Regions from separate parts of the Homo sapiens genome. Here all the other regions are linked to region 1. Evidence: chromatin contacts called from ENCODE Hi-C or POLR2A ChIA-PET data. All regions are on one chromosome and are shown on one strand. Each heading gives the region's core, a stretch centred on a gene start or an enhancer-like site at or near the end of the contact. The rest is flanking DNA. Distances are from core to core; before and after follow the strand shown. Region 1 holds the start of CSE1L (chromosome segregation 1 like). Region 2 holds the start of SPATA2 (spermatogenesis associated 2). Region 3 holds the start of SLC9A8 (solute carrier family 9 member A8). Region 4 holds the start of RNF114 (ring finger protein 114). Region 5 has its middle 23 kb from the start of PTGIS.

What was found. Hi-C counts contacts between places; a loop is a spot of excess contacts on that map. ChIA-PET counts read pairs that join two places held with the same protein, here RNA polymerase II (POLR2A). Pooled maps may share reads with other maps.
Region 2: a loop to region 1 is called in a map of naive thymus-derived CD4-positive, alpha-beta T cell, with 9 times the contacts of the local background. The contact joins the promoter of SPATA2 here to the promoter of CSE1L in region 1. A Hi-C loop is called at or near these places in 1 of 168 maps with a recorded cell type or tissue (naive thymus-derived CD4-positive, alpha-beta T cell), 2 of 37 single-sample maps with no recorded cell type and 8 of 50 pooled maps. POLR2A ChIA-PET finds 5 or more read pairs at or near these places in 1 of 52 experiments (SK-N-SH).
Region 3: a map of CD8-positive, alpha-beta T cell shows a loop between it and region 1 (30-fold over the local background). The contact joins the promoter of SLC9A8 here to the promoter of CSE1L in region 1. A Hi-C loop is called at or near these places in 3 of 168 maps with a recorded cell type or tissue (CD8-positive, alpha-beta T cell and naive thymus-derived CD4-positive, alpha-beta T cell) and 10 of 50 pooled maps. POLR2A ChIA-PET finds 5 or more read pairs at or near these places in 2 of 52 experiments (T-cell and activated T-cell).
Region 4: a map of CD4-positive, alpha-beta T cell shows a loop between it and region 1 (5-fold over the local background). The contact joins the promoter of RNF114 here to the promoter of CSE1L in region 1. A Hi-C loop is called at or near these places in 1 of 168 maps with a recorded cell type or tissue (CD4-positive, alpha-beta T cell), 1 of 37 single-sample maps with no recorded cell type and 10 of 50 pooled maps.
Region 5: a loop to region 1 is called in a pooled map, with 5 times the contacts of the local background. The contact joins the enhancer-like site here to the promoter of CSE1L in region 1. A Hi-C loop is called at or near these places in 5 of 50 pooled maps. POLR2A ChIA-PET finds 5 or more read pairs at or near these places in 2 of 52 experiments (activated CD4-positive, alpha-beta T cell and activated CD4-positive, alpha-beta memory T cell).

What each region holds. Positions count from the first base shown.
Region 1 is chr20:49,044,946-49,047,645 of GRCh38, reverse strand. It overlaps CSE1L (chromosome segregation 1 like), which reads right to left and starts at 1,334. Exons shown (of 25, transcript NM_001316.4): 1 at 1,223-1,334. CSE1L-DT (CSE1L divergent transcript) reads left to right here and starts at 1,590. Exons shown (of 2, transcript NR_110625.1): 1 at 1,590-1,786. RefSeq lists enhancers at 336-976, 942-1,011, 1,562-1,711.
Region 2 is chr20:49,914,164-49,916,863 of GRCh38, reverse strand. SPATA2 (spermatogenesis associated 2) reads left to right here and starts at 1,335. Exons shown (of 3, transcript NM_006038.4): 1 at 1,335-1,484. It overlaps LOC105372653 (a long non-coding RNA gene), which reads right to left and starts at 1,042. Exons shown (of 3, transcript NR_134564.1): 1 at 779-1,042. RefSeq lists enhancers at 1,294-1,353, 2,148-2,317 and a silencer at 1,384-1,633.
Region 3 is chr20:49,811,265-49,814,160 of GRCh38, reverse strand. It overlaps SLC9A8 (solute carrier family 9 member A8), which reads right to left and starts at 1,333. Exons shown (of 16, transcript NM_015266.3): 1 at 1,213-1,333. The coding sequence starts at 1,238. RefSeq lists a silencer at 1,085-1,364 and an enhancer at 1,515-1,654.
Region 4 is chr20:49,934,944-49,937,778 of GRCh38, reverse strand. RNF114 (ring finger protein 114) reads right to left here and starts at 1,382. Exons shown (of 6, transcript NM_018683.4): 1 at 1,227-1,382. The coding sequence starts at 1,366. RefSeq lists silencers at 13-307, 593-887, 1,346-1,535, 2,102-2,181 and an enhancer at 1,128-1,733.
Region 5 is chr20:49,590,119-49,592,945 of GRCh38, reverse strand. No RefSeq gene overlaps it. Among named protein-coding and RNA genes, the nearest start is that of PTGIS, 23 kb to the right of the region's middle. Within about 2 kb of position 1,423, at least 6 of the 41 ENCODE cell types and tissues checked have a DNase peak (open chromatin) inside an H3K27ac peak, as active enhancers do.

The DNA of each region.
Region 1 (2,700 bases), core at 85-2,584:
GAGATCGCGCCACTGCACTCCAGCCTGGGAGGCAGAGCGAGACTCTCTCTCTCAAAAAAAAAAAAAAAAAAAAAAAAAAAAGAAAAGAGAAAAGAAAAAGAAAAAGAAAACAAAAGAAGAGGTTGGTTAGGGGAGGCCTAAGGTGAGGGAAACTTGGGAGAGGCGGCCTGCCTTGCAAAAATGTTGGTACTTCCCCAGCAAACAAAAGGCATGTGCAAATAATTTTAAATCGGAATAACCCTGGAATATGGAAGAAACAGAAAGCCACACTGGCTAAGGAGAAAGATGGGTGGGAGAGATGAATAAACAACCGTCAGCTCCCAGGGAACCTTTGTAAACCACGGTAAATAACTCAGCGCATCCTCAAAGCCACTTTCCGAGGTAGATTCTGTTATTAACCCCATTTTGCAGCTAAGGAAATGGAGGCTCAGTGAGATGAGGTGACCAGCCTCAAGTTACACCCCTAACGAGAGGCTACGTCTGGAATGAACCCAGGCGATCTAATTCCAAAGTCTATGCTCCGAACCACCACAGCACAGCGTTTCTCCCAAAACGAGGGAACCCTCCCCCAACCCGCGTTACAGGGGATTTCTATGTCCCGGGTGTACCGACTAGAATTCTCACAAACAATTCAGCAAAGTGAGATCACGATGCCCGTTTTACAGTCAGGGATACAAGTACAGAGGTTAGAGAAGGGTGAGTTCGGGGGCTTCACTAGAGTTAGGGCAAGGGACGACGCGAGGCAGCCGCAGCTCCACGCGCCCGCAGTCCCCGCCCGGGCAGGCCTCGCCGCCGCACACTCAGCTCGCGCGGCTAGCAGCCACCGTCGCAGAGAATGGACATGCGAGCGCGACCAATAAGGAGCGGCCTTCCCGAGCGGAGAGGCGGCGGCGCAGCCAATCAGCGCCGTGATGGAGAGGAAAGGGCGGGCAATCCGCAGGCTCGCGTTAGGCCGCGCCTCAGTTGCCCTCAGCCCTCACAGGCCCTGGGGTCGCCGCACCTGGGCCAGAGACCTAGGATGCCGCGAGGCGCGGCAAGCGCTCCCTAGGGAAGCCGAAGACCTTGCCTGAGCGCACCACCCGAACCCCGGGCCCACATTCCGCTCTCGCCCAGAGGCGCGGTTCTCACTCCCTAGCGCTCGTTAGTACCGGGAGCGCCTCATCCCTTCCTCAGCTGGGCCCCAAGAGCCACTCTGGTAGGCCGTGCACGCCCCGCGCCTCACCTCGTGGGGATACAGAAACGGAGGAGGGAACCCCAGCCGCGGACCGTAGCTGGCACTACCCGCTCCTGCCGCCGCTCCGCCTCACATTCAAACCCCGGCAAAATGGCGCGACAGCGAGCCTGAGGCCAGAGCGCATGAGCGAGCGGCCCGCTGCAGGGGGCGGGGCCAGGAATGCTCTGGCCCCACCCAAGTTCGAAGGGCCAATCGGGGCCCCGCTCTGTTTCTGCGCTGATCTCACAAGTGACAATGCTCTTTGGCTCTGACCATGCCAGCAGGCTTCACGGTTCTCGTTTTCCAAAGAGGAACACAGATTCAGCGAGCGGCTGCTGGCTTCTGACCCATTTTGATGTCAGGGCTTGGCACGTAGGAGGTGTTCAATGTTGATCGATCCAAGGTCGTGCACATAGGGTCTAAGACGGAAGAGAACTTCCTGCCCCTCTTGGAGCTTCTATTTTAGAGGGAGACACGGCCAGACAGGTCTCGAACTCCTGGCCTCAAGTGATCCGCACACCTTGGCCTCCCAAAATGCTGGGATTCCAGGCGTGAGCCACCGCGCCTGGCCTGGTATGTAAGTTTTGGTACTCTTATTACAGCCCACAAACCATATGGGATCTGGCCCCTGCCAGCCTGCCTGCCCTCATCACCTTCCGCTTCCCTCCTCTCCTCACCCTCACTCAGCTCCGCCACCCCACCTTCTTCCTGTTCCTCTAAGCTCCAAGCTTATTTCCACTTTAGAGCATTTATACTTGCTGTTCCCTGTGCTGGGATGTTCTAGATTCCTGAATGATTGGCTCCTTCTTTACATTTAGGTTCCAGCTCAAATGTCACCTCCACAAAAGAGGCCTATCTGAAATTGCCCACTCACCACCACCCAGCACACAAATTAGGGTTGCCAGGTTTAGCAAATAAAATGCAGGCTGCCCAGGTCAATGTAAATTTTAGAAAAAAATTTATAATTTTCTAGTATAAATACTGTGTAGGACATATTTATACTTAAAAATCATGCATTGCTTATCTGAAATTCACATTGAACTGGGTGCCCAGTGTTTGATCTGGTAAGCCTAGTTCCATGATATCATTATGGTATTTATCACTCTCCAACTAATTGTCTCTTCTTTATTTTGTTCCTCCTTCCGCTTCTCCCCTCCTAAACCCCTGCCCTCCTCCCCATCCATAACCTAAGGGATTCTATACAGCAAGGGCTTTTCTTTTTTTTTTTTTTTTTTAAAGACAGAGTCTTGCTCTGTCGCCCAGGCTGGAGGGCTGGAGTGCAGTGGTGCTGTCACAGCTCACTGCAACCTCTGCCTCCCAGGTTCAAGCAATTTTCCTGACTCAGCCCCCCAAGTTACTGGGACTACAGGTGCCCGCCACCATGCCCCGCTGATTTTTGTATTTTTAGTAGACACGGGGTTTCACCATATTGGCCAGGCTGATCTTGAACTCCTGACCTTGTGATCCGCCAGCCTTGGCCTCCCAAA
Region 2 (2,700 bases), core at 86-2,585, 870 kb before region 1:
AGCTGGAGGGGACTTTTTTAAGCAGCCCCACGTGAAAATGCAATATTGTAAGAGCTACCAAACCAGAGTGCTGAGTTGCTGTAAGAGGCAGACTTAAGGTGGGACAGTTTGTCTCAGATGGAATTCCTGTGAACATCATCACATTGCAGATAATTAAGAGAGGAGCTTAAACATGAGCTGATAAAGAACACAGGGACTTTGAGCGGTGCTCAGGCAACGACAGGTAAACACAGTAATGCTACTGTTTGGACAGCAGCAGATTGCTGGTTCTCCAAACGTTTCCCAGTATTGTGTCACTGACTCATCACACAAGCCCCACCGGTTTTAGCTGGGGTCACCAAGACTCAGAGTGAGAATCCTACAATCAATGAACATCTGTTGTGTGCCTCCTCATCAGACATGTGCAGAGCTCGGGGGGAAATAGATGAATAAGAAGCTCAGGGTCTGGTGGGGATGTCAGATTATATATATATATAGTTTATCCGAAAGTGCTGGGATTACAGGCGTGAGCCGCCGTGCCCGGCTTTTTTTTTTTTTTTTTTTTTTTTTTTTTTTTAAGAGACGTGGCCTCGTTATGTTGCCCAGGTTGGTCTCGAACACCTGGGAGCAAGCCATCCTCTCGCCTCAGCCTCCCGACTAGCTGGGACTACAGTCGCGTGCCACCACGCCTGGCTTTATTATTTAATATTACAGGTTAGAAAGCTGAGGCTCAGAGAGGTTAGGTAACTTGTCCAAGGTCACACAGCTAGTAAGTGGCAAAACTAAAAATAGAACCCACGCTCTTAACCGCCGCCCACGGCCCGTAACACCCGCAGCCCTAGCAAGGCTGGATTCCAATCACGCGTGATTTCAGCATCTCACTGGCTCTCTTTGAGCCTCGGTACTTCTGTCCGTAAAATGGGGGCGAGGGATCCGACCGTCAGCCCCTGCTTGCTTGTGCGGAGTCATGAGTACAGCTCGTGGATCATGATAAGTGGCAGGTCCGGGAAGTGGAGGCCGAGTTCACGCAGTCAGCACTCATAGCTCCCAGCTCCCTGCTCCTGAGCGGTTTCCATGACAACCCGGCCAGCCACCATCCCTAGGCCGAGCGGCTTGCGTCACGTCCGGCCTGTTTACTTCCGGGTCCCAGTCTCAGACGCAGCGATGGCTCGTTAGGCTCCAAAGTGCGGTTCCGCCGGTTTCGTCCTCGCTCTTCGGCCTTCCGCTTTGTCCTCCGCCTCTGGGTTGTAGTCTCCGTCGGCCGCGGGCATCGACCGCTTCCCGGAGCCAGCGCGCAGCCGTGGTCCACCCTCTCTTCGGGCCCGCCTCATGGTGACATCATTTCCGGGCCGAGTGTTTCCGGGTCGCTGCTGGCCCCCGGGTACTGGTCTCAGTACCCCTGCAGCCGGCCGGAGAGGCTAGAGCCCGACGGGGCCCGGCTCCGGCGGCAGCCGCGCCTCTCGCTTGCTTCCCTCGGCCGGGCCGTCCTCGGCGGCAGTGTCAGGGTGAGTGACGGGCGGCCGCGGGCGGAAACTGCCTTCGGGGCTTCCCCAGGCGGAGGGGGCGCCAGACAGCGGCAGGGCTCGGCTGGCCCGGGAGCGGGGTACCCTCACGGCAGGCAGGACTACAGGTGGGCCCGCTGTTTCGGCGCTCCCGGGACCCCCAGCCTATCCTCAGGACCCCCATTCTCCCGGGAGCTGCCTCGCAGGCTCCTGGGACCCGCCGAGGGTGGCTCAGGGCCGCCCAAGAGGAACACCCCTCTTCGGCGACTGGCCAAACAGAAGGACACCCCGATTTCGCCACGAGGCAGTTACCGCGCAGGGGTTCCCAGTTCAGGCTCTGGCGGCACACCTGGGTTTGTACTCACTGTGTGACCTTGGATAAGTCACTTCATCTTAAGAGCCTCAGTTGCCTATTTAAGTGATTGAACCTGGTTGCTAGGGCTGGAGTGGAGATGGAATGAGATCATGCAGGGCCTCTGGCATACAGCAGGCGTCCAATAAGTGATAGTTCCTGTTACTTCATTCAATTCACGAAGCCGTAGGGGGGGCCAGAATTTGAGACTGGGCTGTTTTTCACAACTGACGTGGCCCCCCGAGGCTGTAGGAATGACCGAGCTGGGACTTAGCAGCCGCCAGCTTCTGTCCCCTGCAGGGAGGGAAACAGCTTCCTTCAGAGCTTCTCCGAGAGAGGCAGCTGCCACTAGGGAAGCTTCTTTCAGCACCGCTGAGGTTATTTTCAGAGGTTTGGAAGGACTCTGTGTGAATTTCTTTGGAATCTAGTAGGAGTGTGGGGACCTTCTGGTGTTTCACAGCCAGTGGAAGGTGCCTTGGATGTTTCTCGGAGCCTCTTGCTTGGAACGAGTGCATTGGTGTGGGTGGGGAGGTGGAGGGGGTTGAACTGACTTCCCCGTCTCCTGTTTGGAGGCTGATGGAGCTAGACCAGGGATGTGTAAACCTGTGGACAGGGGCAGTGCACAGACCAAAATAGGTCTGCCTGTGCAGAGAGGGGGCGCCTTCAAATGCTGCTTGGGGAACATTTCTGCTTGAATGGGCCAGCTGAGGTAAAGCCAAGCTAATGCTTAGCTACTCGGAATCACTTCACTTCCATGCAGTGGGACTCTAAACAGATACAGCTTTCCTCTTAGATGTTCAAAAAATAACTAAAGAAGCCACTGGCTCCCTGACTGTGCAATATCTCTTTTTCCATTGACTTGCTTTT
Region 3 (2,896 bases), core at 84-2,583, 770 kb before region 1:
TTTTGTGCTGCTGAGGCTGTTTAGTGTCTGGGATGGAGCAGCTGCTCAATAAATAACTGATTACATGAAATGACCCCCACATGGCCAAGAAATATATTTGAAAAGTTATCAGGTGAAGGACTCCAGTATCAATGAAGGGGTTCCTTATTCATCTTCACATACTCATTCCACAAACAGTGATAGGGCATCTACAATCTGCAACAGACTCTGCCCTGCAGGTATGGAGATGACTTTTGGACTTGCCCAAAAGTACCTGGAGGACACAGCCCGTCCTTCCCCATCTCCCCTTGTCCAGCTAACCCCCTTCCTCTCTACACACCAGCCATGCTGCCTGTCACTCAAAAGCACTAAACTCTTTCTTGAGCCAGGCCTTTTGAACCTGATGTTATTTCTCCTATCCCTCATTCTGGTCATTCAAGTTTCTGCTGAATGTCACTTTTTCCTGAGTGGACTCCCCAACCTTAACTCTATTTTGCTTCCTTCAGAACACTTAACCCATTCATGCCAGAGGTTGCAATTTTTAGAACTGCAGACGTGAGAAAAATCAGACCTTGGCGATGACCTTGAGCAGTAGGATATAAATAACTCCCACATGCTTAGCGTTCCAATAATGGAACACTAGGCACAAATAACGTTAATTAATCACGATCTGAAACCACCTTGACTAATTATGGTCTTCTTTTCCCACTAGAATGGAAGCTCCCAGAGAGCGGCTCCTGGTCGGCCTCCTTTCCTACCACCTGCCCAGGGCCTGGAATTGAGTAGATGGCTAACAGTTAATGACTAAATGAAACTTAGTGAAGGAGAAAGACATGAAAACTGATCGTTATACAGGAGGCGACTGGCTACGTAGGAGGTGGGTGTGGAGAACCCGGACGACTTCCTGGAGGAGGCGGAAGAGGGCTCAGTAACCATGAGATTACCGAAAACTGGGAAAGTAAATATGGTTTGTATTTTCCGCAAGACAGCTCTCCGGGCCTGCGCTGGGCAGTAGATTCCCAGCTCGAGGGACCGATCTCCAGGGGAAAGCAAGGCCCACCTGGGCCCAGGCCCGCCCATCCCGCCCTCCTCGTAGGCACCGGCTTGGTCAGTCCTGGCCAACCAGCAAAAGAAGCTCCGCCTTCCGGGGCCGGAGGGCGGCCTGAGGCGCTCGCTGTCACCCGCCGGGGCCCAGCCCCGCCGCCTCCGCCGCCCGGGAAAAAGCCCACTCACTCCTCTTCCGCCATCTTCTCCCCCATCCTGCGGAGCTTCCAGGACCACCGAGTTCGGAGCCGCGGGGCTAGCAGGACCCGCTTTTGCTTCCGGCTTCCGCTGGAGGCGCGGGCGGGCGAGCGGGAGGCGGGGCCTCGGCCGCGCGAGGGCGGCCCTCTGTCCCTCCGTCTCAGTGGCCCGAGGGTGGGAGAAAGCGCGTGGGAGGATTGCTTCTTAGTCTCTCCCGGGGCTTTCGGGACGCTTGTCCGGCCTGGGCCACATGACCACCTGGGACCGAGAGATTCCGGCTTTTCCCCATCACAGGGCGGGGACGTTTTGGGGAAACTCCTCTGAGGTCACTGTGACTCACCCTGAGGGCAAGCAAGCACCCTCCACCCAGTGCCCTCGACTTCGCTGTGCTAAAAGAGTTTGAAAAAGGATGCCCAGCCTGCAGCCTAAGCGGAGAGACCCCAGGGGGACACTTCCCCACCCGAGCCTTAGTTTCCTTCGGCTGTGGAGAGGAATAACCGCCTGGACTTGGCAGGACTGTGCAGCATTCCATCTGTAAACATGTGTTGAGTTCAGACTATATGCCTAGCGTTAAAAAGGATGCTGATGATCTAGGGGTGGACCATTCATTAAGGGGTTCATTGATTCACCACATGCTTAGTAGATGCTTCTATGTGCCTAGCAGTGACCGGTGGGGTGGGGATGCAGGGAGGAACAAGGTGAGGTGAGAGGGGTAGGTGAGACCCCCATCGGGAGGACTGGGGCTGAGGACTTTGAACTTTATTGGCCGCTTCTGTTGCTACCTCCCTTCCTGATCCAAGGCACTCTATCTCATCTGGATAATTGCAACGGCTCCATTCAGGGTCTCTGACTCACCCCTGTTCCTTACGGACTTCCACACAGCAGCTTAACTCATCACTCCTCTGCTTAGACCCTCCAATGGCTTCCAATCTCCAGAGAAAAAAAAAACGTGGGGAATGTACAGGACTCAATCCTGCCCCCTTTTCCCCTCTGAAGTGTGTGGGAGGGGGGCATGGGGCTCTATATCTCCCCTCCCACACACTTTGACTTTCCACTATTGTCCCAGACTCACCAGGAATACTTCCACCGTTGCACTTACTGAGCCTTTATCTAGAATGCTCTTCTTCTGGGTAGCTCTTTGGCTCCCACCTCTCCTACGTTTGGCCTTTTATTTAACCCTTATCTTGTGTGTTAGACCTCCTTGACCACCCTACTTAAAATCCAAGGCCCCCCGCCTTCCCTAAACTATTTTTCCACATGACACCTAACCTACCATATGTTTTACTCATACACTTGTTTGTTAACCATCTCCCTCCATGAGAACGGAAGCTTCATGAATGCAGAAATTTTTGTCTGTTTTGTTCTCCATTTTATCTGCAATGCCTACAACAGTACCTGGCACATAGTAGACACTCAATAATAAATAATCATTGAGTAAATAAATCAGTTAATTCTAGCACACCTAGAAGGGTTTTGAACTGAGAAGTAACCTAAGCTTTGCTGCCTGTTGGGAGTTGACTGGGGATTGGCGAGAGAGAGAGGATGGAAGCCCCAAAGCCAGCAAGGAGGCTTTTGCAATAATCTAGGTGACAGCTGATGGCAGTCTGGATGAAAGTAATACGGTGGAGGTGGCAGGAATGGTTGGACTCCTGGACGCATACTGAAGACAAGGTTT
Region 4 (2,835 bases), core at 133-2,632, 890 kb before region 1:
AGTGGGGGAAGTAATTTAGATGGGGATGGTATTTGGTGAGGTAACTTAACCTGGGACTTGAAGCCTGAAAAGGGAGGGGTGGGGGGAAGAGTTCCAGGCTAACCGAATTGCAAAGATGAATAGCCTAAAGCAACATGATGAAGCAAAAAGCAGCCAGCTAGGTGCCAAGCACTGTTCTCTGGACTACTGAAATGGTCACCTGCAGTACATCTGGGAAGAGCTAGGCCACGGTGACCCTTCCCTAAGAGAGCCTCGGACCCTCAGTGTATTCACCTGTAAAATGGCTGCCAACCCTCCCCCGCTGCAGGGTGGCTATAGAATAATGCCCATGGAGTGCAATGGCTACTGTGCCCGCTGCCAAGACCAATGCCAAGGTGATCCCACGATAAGCACTGAGAGGGGCCAGAGGAAAAGCCAATTCTGAGGCAAGAAGCAGGTGGCCACGTTGTCTACAATTCTTTCAACTCAGATGTGTTTGTGCGTCTGATGGAACAAGGCTTAGATTCAAATCGACCAACCTGACCAACCTCGAAAGCCCCGGCCACAGCCCAGGACCTGGACTGGACATTTATACACATATCTGCTTTAATCATTATAACCACTCTATTCACAATATTCAGGTCATGAAGGCTTAATTGAAAACTGAAAGAAACAAACCTCCTACACAGGAAGTAGAATGCTAACAATCCCATCTGCCAACTCCCACCCCCCTTTCACAGCTAAGGGCAAACTGGCCAGATCCCCATAAAGACTTCCCTTTTGTTGTTTTAGTCTAGTTCAGCGTTTCTCCCGACTTTAGTGCACAGTAGAATAACTCGCCACAGCTAGACACGACGCCAAATGTCCTATGCTTTAAGAGCGACGTGGACTAGAAAGGAAACGTCGGCTCTCCAAGGGCGGACTTCGGAGCCTAAAGTCCCCGCAGGGCACGAGTCCACTATCACGTGTGGGAAGGAGACTGACAGGCCGCCTGGAACATCGCAGGCGCTCAACAGACAGCAGCTGCCCCGCTAAGACGGGCGGAGGAACGGGATACTTAGGAGTGAGCGGGGCGGGACAGAAGAGCGCCCCGGCAGCTTTCACGGCCCTTAGGAGCCCCGGGGGACACCCCCGGGAGGCCCCTCTGGGTGGGTCCTCTGGCTCCCGCCCTGAGACCCATCTCGCTCCTCGGCTCCATTCCCTTCCCAGTTAAGCGCCCCCCGACCAGGCCCGGGCTCGCCGCTTACACGTGTCCGCAGGGCACCTGTACCGGCTTCTCGTACACCTCTAAGCACACGGGACACGTGAAGCGTCCTAGGGGGTCAGCCTCCGCCGCCGGCCCCGCCAGCTGCGCAGCACCCCCGCAGTCCCGCTGTTGCGCCGCCATCTTGCTGCCGCTCTGCGCCGCGCAACGGCGGCCGATGAGGAGGAGGCCGAGGGGGCGGGGCTCGCGGGGCGGTGAGCGGTTGGGGGCGGGGCTAGCGGGTGGGCCGCCCCTCGGGGCCCCTCTGACGCAAGCGAGCTAGAGGCCGAGGGAAATCTGGAAAACGTGGAAGCCAAATCCAAAGGCTGCCAGAATTGGGACGGGCTCTGCGCGTGGGCCGCTGTTTTCCAAATTTATCGTTAGTTCGGCACCACTTGCACTATCACTATTTATCTTCGAATCAAGTTGCTTTTTCCTTAAATTTATTTATTTATTTATTTAATCTATTTTGGGACAAGGTCTTGCTTTGTCGCCCAGGCTGGTGTTCAGTGGCGCGCGCGATCATGGCTCCCTGCAGCCTCGACCACCGGGGTTCAAGCGATCCTCCCACCTCAGCCTCCTGCGTAGCTGGACCACAGGCAGTCACCACCATGCCGGACTAATTTATTTATTTTTGTATTTTTTGTAGAGACGGGGAAAGGAGGGGGGGAAGGAGTGGTGCAGAGAGCGGGCGGGTCTCACTGTGTTGCCGAGGCTGGCCTCGAACTCTTGGACGCAAGCAATCCGCCTGCCTCGGCAACCCGAAGTGCTGGGATTACAGCGGTGAGCCACAGTACCCAGCCATTTCTTAAATTTAAGCAAATTCTAATAACAGATCTAATTCCTGAGCTGCAAGAAGAAAATCAATATCATTTATTTATACAAAGGAGCTGGGCAAGGTGGCTTACTTCTGTAATCTCAGCACTTTGGGAGGCCGAGGTGGGCGGATCGCTTGAGCCTAGGAGTACTAGAGCAGCCTGGCCAACATGGTGAAACCCCGTCTCTACTAACAATACTAAAATTAGCCAGGCGTGGTTGCCCATGCCTGTAGCCTCAGCTACTCAGGACGCTGAGGCAGGAAAAGCCTTTGACCTGGGAGGCGAAGGTTGCCGTGGGCCAAGATGGCTCACTCACTCCAACAGTCACTAAACTCCAGCCTGGGCAACAAGAACGAAACTCCGTCTGAAAAAAAAAAAAAAAAACAAAAACACAACCTGGCTAACACGGTGAAACCCTGTCTCTACTAAAAATACAAAAAATTAGCCGGGCGTGGTGGCGGGCGCCTGTAGTCCCAGCTACTCGGGAGGCTGAGGCAGGAGAATGGCTTGAACCTGGGAGGCGGAGCTTGCAGTGAGCCAAGATCTTGCCACTGCACTCCAGTCTGGGCGACAGCGCGAGACTCCCTCTCAAAAAACAACAACAACAACAACAAAACAAAACAAAAAAACCCCAACAACAAAGTACATTCATTTCATATTGTGCAATCATCACCATCAGCTATCTCTAAAATTCTGGTCTTCTTGCTAAACTGAAACTGAAATTCTGTCCCCATTAAACAATAACTTCCTCTTCCCTCCTCCCATCCCCATACCCCCAGGCCCTGGCAATTTTCT
Region 5 (2,827 bases), core at 174-2,673, 550 kb before region 1:
CTCTCTCTCTCTCTCTCTCTCTCTCTCTCACACACACACACACACACACACACACACACACACACACCCCCCACCTGGATGCATCTTCACCTCTCACCCCCTTTTAATGTCCCAGGAGTTCAGCCCCAGCTCAGCCTGCTGGTTCAATGCAGGAAGAAAAACCACAAGTTTCCATTTTGTCCATACAGAGAAGGGACTGGGGCCTCAGTAGAGAGGCAGTGCCGAAGCCCCAACCCCTCACCCCACCGCCTTTTGCTCCCCATCATCCTTGGATCTCCCAGGAGAGGAATTATCCCAGATCAGAAGAAGATGGAAGCAGGAATGAGGGAGGGTAGAGGCTGAGAGACACCTGTACAGTCCTGCTCTGTCCCTCACCTGAACCTTGCAGGCAGGTAGTGAGCCTTCAGTAAATGTTACATGGATGGATGGATGGACTGGTGGATGAATGGGGGTAGATGGGAGAATAGATGAATGGGTGAGTGAATGAGTAGATGGGTGAGTGGGTGGATGAATACATAGGTGGATGGAAGAATAGGTGAAATGAGTGGGTCAATGAGTAGATGGGTGGATGGATGGATGGATGGGTGGATGGATGGATGCATGGGTAGATGGATGGATGGATGGATGGTGGGTGAGTGGATGAAAGGGTGGATGGGAGAATAGATGAATGAGTGAGTAAATGAGTGGATGGGTGAGTGGATTGAGGACAGATGAATGGGTGGGTGGGTGAATGGATGGCTGGATAAATGGATGGATGGATTGATAGACAGGTGAGTGGATAGATAGATGGATAGATGGGTGGATGGAAGAATGGATGAAATGGGTGGGTAAATAAGTGGATGTGTGGGTGGGTGGGTGGATGGATGGGTGAATGGGAGAATAGATGAATAAGTAAATGAATGGATGGGTGAGTGGATGAATGGATGGATGGATAGATGGATGGACAGATGGATGAATGAGTGGGTGAGTGGGTAGATGGATGATTAGGACTTAATCCTGAGAATACTGGACTTGGAGGAAAATTACTGGGTCATTAGGATCCTGACCACAGAGTCATCCAGGCCAACTTCACCTCCTCTCCTCCTGGTTCCCTCAAGCCCAAGCATCTTCAGGGAGAGGAATCTCCTCAGAGCAGGAGGATAGAAATACAAGGTAGAAAGGGAGCAGGTAAGGGATGAGAGGACCTGTGGGAACATGGGTCTGGACGAACAATAACCCAGCCTCTGTGGTATCTGGCTTTGTACAGCTCTGGAGTCAGGCAGCCGGGGTTCAAATCCCAGCTCTATTGCCTCCTTGCTGTGTGACCTTGGACAAGTTACTTCACCTTCCTGGGCCTCTGCTTTTTCATTGGCCAAATAGGGTAAAAATAGTACTTCCATGAGCTAAAGGTTGTTATGAAGACTCTGTGGGAGGACGTGAGGCATTTTGCACTGGGTGTGACATGCTGTTAGTCTCAGTAAACATCAGTGACTATTATTTCATGCTTGTCATTGTTCCATGTGCTTTCTATAAATGAGCTCATTTGATTCTCTTAATCTATGAGGTGTGGGCTAGTATTTTTTCCATTCCACAGATAAGGGCTGGGGAGGAGTCCTTGGATGGCTCAACTGGAAGGAAATCTCCCCAGACAGCTGCTGTTAGCAGGAAGGGAGTTTGGATCTGGGGCCTTCCACAGGGTCTGCGGCAAGTGGGTGTTGGGATGAATTGGAGAAAGATCATTGAGAAAGCCTCGGGTTGGAGTTAACTTGTCTTGAACACCTCTCTGACACCTGCCAATCTCCTTTTTAAGAAAGACACAACAGCCTCAGGCTTAAATTTTTTTTTTCAAGAGAGTATCGATTTTCTAAAGCCTCAGGCTTAGAAACTACAGTAGCAATCATACCCTGTGAGAATTTGATAACTTTTTCACATCTTCATGGAATTTATATGCATAGGGTTTTCCTTTCTTTCTCTCTCTCTCTTTCTTTCTTTTCTTTTTTTTTTTTTTTTTTTTTTTTTGCTATTTATAGCAAGTATGTGCTGATACTGGCTTTCTGTTTCTAGTGATATTGTCAAGATTCCTTTAAATGAGTTTCTTTATATAAAAAGAAAAATGCTAAGTTGTAATAGAACAGAGGGTATAAAGATGTGGCAAAAACCAAACTGAACACACACACACACACACACACACACACACAACCCCAGAGATCATGGAAAACAGTTTACTTAGCACATGCACGCAGTCATCCAAATCACACTGGCTCTCATTCATTCATTCATTTACATGTTTGTTCAACAAGTACTTACAGAGCACCTACTATGTGTTTGTACACAGAGAACAAGATAAAGTCCTCTTCTTATGGAGCTGACAACAACCCGGCAAAGAATCAAACAGAATCATTTCATCAAGTCACAAGTACAATGAAGGAAACTATGAGTCTGTTCTCACACTGCTATAAAGAAATACCTGAGGCTGGGTCATTTATAAAGAGAAGAGGTATAATTGGCTCATAGCTCTGCTGGCTCTACAGGAAGCATGGTGGCATCTGCTTCCTGGGAGGCCTCGGGGAGCTTTTACTCATGGCGGAAGTTGAAGGGGAAACAGGCATCTTCACATGGCTGGTGCAGGAGGAAGAAAGAGAGAGGGGAAGTGCCGCACACTTTCAAACAAGCAGATCGCATGAGAATTCACTATTGGGATGACAGCTCCAAGGGGGATGGTGTGAAACCATGAGAAACCGCCCTCATGATCCAATCACCTCCCACCAGGCCCCATCTCCAACATTGGGGATTACGGTTGAACAGGAGATTCGGGCAGGGACACAGATTCAAACTGTAACAGAAACAC